Regions from separate parts of the Mus musculus genome. Here region 2 is linked to region 1. The links are chromatin loops, found by intact Hi-C in ENCODE. Cell type or tissue: left cerebral cortex. All regions are shown on one strand.

Evidence for each region. A loop is a pair of places that touch in the nucleus more often than their neighbours do. Peaks named below come from ENCODE experiments on the same cell type or tissue, not always from the same donor. Only the 100,000 strongest peaks of a DNase experiment are listed, where the experiment ranks them.
Region 2: it touches region 1 in a loop (7-fold over the local background); 21 of 42 quality-filtered maps call a loop at or near these places.

What each region holds. Positions count from the first base shown.
Region 1 is chr2:68,786,691-68,789,190 of GRCm38, forward strand. No RefSeq gene overlaps it. Among named protein-coding and RNA genes, the nearest start is that of Gm36174, 34 kb to the right of the region's middle. In left cerebral cortex, no CTCF peak of the experiment used is centred here; a DNase peak (open chromatin) is centred at 1,444.
Region 2 is chr2:69,060,023-69,062,522 of GRCm38, forward strand. All of the region lies in intron 6 of Cers6 (ceramide synthase 6), which reads left to right. Among named protein-coding and RNA genes, the nearest start is that of Gm39840, 69 kb to the right of the region's middle. In left cerebral cortex, a CTCF peak has its summit at 1,506 (motif pointing left); a DNase peak (open chromatin) is centred at 1,485.

The DNA.
Region 1 (2,500 bases):
AATCCCCAGGATGCACAGAAAAATCTGGACACAGAGGTTTGCTCCTGCAATCCTAGTGCTGGGAGGCCATGATAGGAGGGTCCTCGGAGCTCACCGCCAGCTAATTCGAGAGATCCAGGCTCAACGAGGGACTCTATCCCTAATCAAAAAATAAAGTGGAGTATGATACAGAAACATGTTACACACTGATCTCTGGCTTGTACATGTACCCTCACATACATGTACATACGTACACATGACTACACCATATGGGCAAGGGGGTTCCCCTGGTTAGAGAGTCCCTGATTCATCTTCTTTAGAGGGTGAGAATATACCCTCAAAAGCCCGAAGCTGTCGGCGCCCTCAGACTACAACACTTAGAAAAGAGGTACAGTCACAATATCATCCCCACCCACTTCTGCACACACTGGTCGTGAGGCTCACAAGAGCCTTCGAAGCTCTGCAACATGTCACAGTTCAGAGGGTTTTTCTTCCACATACGTTTTGTCACAAGAGCTCTCTGAAATCCAAGATCAATGTCCTCACTGCAATTCGTTCAAGGACACACAAAGTGGTCGAGACAGGATTTGACTTTGGCTTCAGGCCATATTCTGCAATGGCAATTCTTATGCATAACTTGACCTCACTCTCAGGTCTCTGGCACACTCCTGGCAATAGCAGTCTGTGACATTCCCTGGAGTGAGGCTATAGGTCTCTAATACAGTGACTCTGCTCTTGCTAAATATATATTAGAGGCCAATGGAGAGTCTCATGACTCTCTGATTAGATATGATGCCTTGGCATGAGATCAAAACCACAACTGGTTGCTCAGGAATCACTGGCTTTACTCACAAGAATATCATGAACATATCAGTTGCCAAAGAGACAAACTGGGGCTTGCACCCTTTGTTAGATTTTGCTTGTGGTATCTCATGTGTATCTACATAGAAGAGAAACAGTTGAAAGGAGAGGTTTGTCCTGGCTCATGGATCTATAGGTTCAGCCTGTGTTTGACCAGCTCCACTGCCGTGGATCTGTGGGGAGACAGGGATCATGTCAGTGTGAGGGCATGGCAGAACAAAACTGAAAAAGAAAGTTAGGGGAGGGAGGAAGGGGGTCTGAAAGAAGGGGAAGAGAAAAGAAAAAGAGAAAGAGAAGTGGAGAAGGAAAGTGAGAGATAAAGAGAAAAAGGCAGCCTGGAGAAGTGACTCAGAAAAAAATGCTTGACTTGCAAATATTAGGACATTAGTTCAACCACTACAAGCCATGTTTAAAAAAAAAAAAAAAGCCAGATATGGCAGCAGATGCTTATAATCCTGGGGCAGGGGAAGTGGGGACAGGAGCATGGTGGACACTCACTGGCAAGGCAGCCTAGCCTGACTGTTGAGTTCTAGGCCAGTAAGAAAACCTGCCTCCAAAAATGAAGTCGCTGACTCCTGAGGAATAGCACCCAAGGTTGTCTTGTGGCCTCCATATGTATATGGGCAGCACGAACATACACATACTCAGTTTTTGGAAAGAGAAAAGAGGAACATAGTCTCCTATTAGAAAGGAAAATGTAAATTCTCTAGTTCCAGATGGTCTCCCAGCACACATAAGAAATCTGAAAGAATCTTAAAAAGCAGTATAAAGAAGAAATTGCTGGAAAGTTGCAAGGTCCCTGACATTTAAAACTCAATTGTATTCCTATAGCCTGGCAATAAGTCATCAGAGATGGGCAAGAAAACCAAGAGGACCTTTAGGGTAATGTGGATACAAGGTTGACAAAAGAAATGTAAACCGTCTATGTTGAAAGTTATAAAGCATTCATTTCCAAAGGAGATTGATGAAAACCTAAGTCCAGATGAGCCATTACCATGAATGTGAAGAGTTTATTTTGATAAGTTAAAAAAAATAAAAATAAAAATGGACTGATCTATGACTTAAATGCTAGCATCAAAATGTCCATAGGTTGGTTGGTTTGTTTGTTTGTTTGTTTGTTTGTTTGTTTAAGGCATTGCTGAGATGAATCTTAAATGCAGATGAGGAGTTGTGAGAAGAGAGGTTCTGCAGAGTCAACAAACCTGATTTTCTAGTTGATAAAGCAGGAGAGTCAGAGAGCATAGTACCAGAGTCAAGACAAAGGCAACCCAGGCAGTGGGAAGGAATGAAGAGTCCCAAAATAGCCTACAGCTTAGATGGATCACTTGCTCTTGGCAAAAGAAAAGGGCCATTACTTGGAGACATCAGAACTCAACAACTAGTTCTGGAAAACTGACTAAGTGAACTTTGATCCACGCTGCATTCCATATGCAAAATCTCAGTGCAGACTGGATAATATGATGTATGTGTGAGAGTTTTTAAAAGACAATGTAGATATGGTTGTTCTTCCTATGGGGTTGCCATCCCCTTCACCTCCTTCAATCCTTCTCATAACTCTTCCATAGGGGTCCCTGACCTCAGTACAATAGTTGGCTCTAAGTATCTGCATCTGTCTCAGTCAGCTGCTGGTACTGCCTCTCAGGGGACAGCCATGCTAGGC
Region 2 (2,500 bases), 270 kb after region 1:
GAGTTTTGCTGGGTATAGTATACTAGACGAGCATTTGTAGTCTCTTAGGTTCTGAATGACATCTGTCCAGAATCTTCTGACTGGCCTCCTTGGAGGCAGGTAGAGCTCTGTGACCTGGGTTAGAACCAGTCTCCTGGTAGGTAGGCAGTGCTATCTCTGGTTAGGATCAACCTCCTGAGTCTCTGGTTAGAGAAGGCCTCCTGTGACCGTGGTTACTTCAGACCCCCTGGGAGGCAGACAGACTGTAGTGTGTGAGAGGGTATTGGGTCCCTGATCTCACCCAGGTGGGGAAGCAGCTCTACATGCATTTTTAAAGATGAAGTTATCTTTCGGTCTTTGATTCAGATGTCTGGCCACTGGAAAGATTGATCTGCATAGGTACAGGAGGGTGACAAGAACTTATGTGCTGCTGTATTGCCCAAGGACCCATACCTGGGACTGTATATCCTAAGTCTTGGGCCTCAGCTAGATGTCTGCCTCCCTGGGTGTGGGAGAATCTTCTGTTCCTTATGATATTCTCTTCAATTGGAAGTTGTTATTTGGTCTTCTGGGGGAATTCCTCTCAAGTCATTCTAGAGAGCCAGAAAAATCTCCACTCTGGGTCATTGTAGTTCTAACTATCCTGGACTAATGACCCCATTCAGCCCCTATCCTTATAAATACCAACAAGCCATGCTTGGGGCTTTGATCTCCCTGGAAGCACTGTGCCTCAGGCCCAAGGCCACTCCTTGCAGCCTGGCTCTCACAATGCCCTTGTCATCTCCCAGGGACAGTCCTTGTTCTGTTTGTCCCTCACCTGATGGTTTCTCCTAACCAACACCTCTGCCTCTTTACAGTCACCCTTCCCCTTATATTTGTCCCTGAGAAGCTAGGAGTAGGATATTCACCAGCCTGAACTCCAGACTGCATGGAACTGGCTCTAGCCCATTGTCACAATGTGACTTTGGAGAACTTGATGTCTAGGTGCCTCAGCTCCCATCTAAAAAAAAAAAAAGAGAGAGAGAGAGAGAGAGAGAGAGAGAGAGAGCTCTGAATATTGTTTTATGGAGCTGCCATCAGGAAGACATCACAGCTTCGGAGCTTCTGCACATGAAAATTAGTAGTCAAATTAGAAGGTACTTAGGCGTTTGCTAGGTATTCATTGCAAATGTGGGGTTTAGAAAGAGGAAATATGCATACTTTCTACGCCAGCTTTGAGGAAATGCCACAGCTAGAATTCAGGTGTAGGAGCAGGTACTGGGATGGCTGAAGGAAGAGGAACAAGAAGAAGATATGGTTGCTAACTATAAGAGCTCCCCTGAACTCTGCCCAACAGCTTACAGCACCATCCCCAACTGTTTAGCCTGGAGAAGATATTCTCCACCCTCTATGTGAAGCACAAAATTGAGTCTCTGATTGTTCATTGTCATTGGGCCTCAAGACTTTGGGAGTACCTATGAAGATGCTGGCTGGAGTCCCATCAAGTAGCTCTGATTTTAGTTGAGCACAGTCTGCCCCCTACTGATGGTGTTGGATGCTTTCAGGTTAGATGGGCTTTGTGGTTGAGCTCTTATAGGGACCTTTGCAGAAAATGGAGAGATTCATTTGTGAACTAATGGAGTTCTTCAGACTTACATAAACTATATTTTTAATACCTCAGAAGTGACCTTTTCTCATTTAAATTCATGCAAACTAATATGGCCAGGTCAAGGGTGATTTAAACAGAACCTAGAGAGTCCATTATAAAGACCAGGTAGTTGCATGTAGACAACTTGTGAGAAAAATGGCATATGTGTGTTTGAATAAACACACTGATGGCATTTGAAATCAGAGGGTTTGAGAGCTTGCTTGGATGGAGAGAGGTGGAAGACTGAAGACTGGCTCAGAACACTGCAAACTAGCACCATGTTCTGACTACCCCCTCCAGAAGTGATTGGTAGCACTATCATACTGTTTCTGTTGGCACAAATAACATTTTATTGTGCTCCTTTCTAATGTAATAAAAAATCAATTAAAGATTAAATATTAACTAATCCACAGCGGACAAGATTATGAGTTCTCAATCTTGAAAGGGCACCATAAATGTTGTACAGGAGAAAGATCGGGTGAACAGCCCTTACACAGCAGTTCCCTGCCTCATTTATATCTTTTTCCAGAAGCCATAAAATAATGGTGCTTCTAGCAACAGAGAAAATGCTGGCCAATCTGGACACACCGCTCCTGCTTTTAGAAGCTGGAGAAGCCATTGCTGGCCTTTCAGTTGTCTAGAAGTTGTAGTTATAATCGATCATGACCTTTGATGAGGGTGCCTTTCAGAGCTCCTTATGGTTTATATGAATTTCATGAGCAGTATTAAATTGGTTTGGATTGCTTCAGAAGAGCTGTGAAAATTAACCTCTTACATATCCTTTGCCAGAATCAAGTAAGGCAGAGACTACAAACCTGCTGCGTTGCATAACTGAGTTTCTCACATGATGCCCTTTGGCATGATTCTAAAACAAGGGTCATCAAACTTTACTGT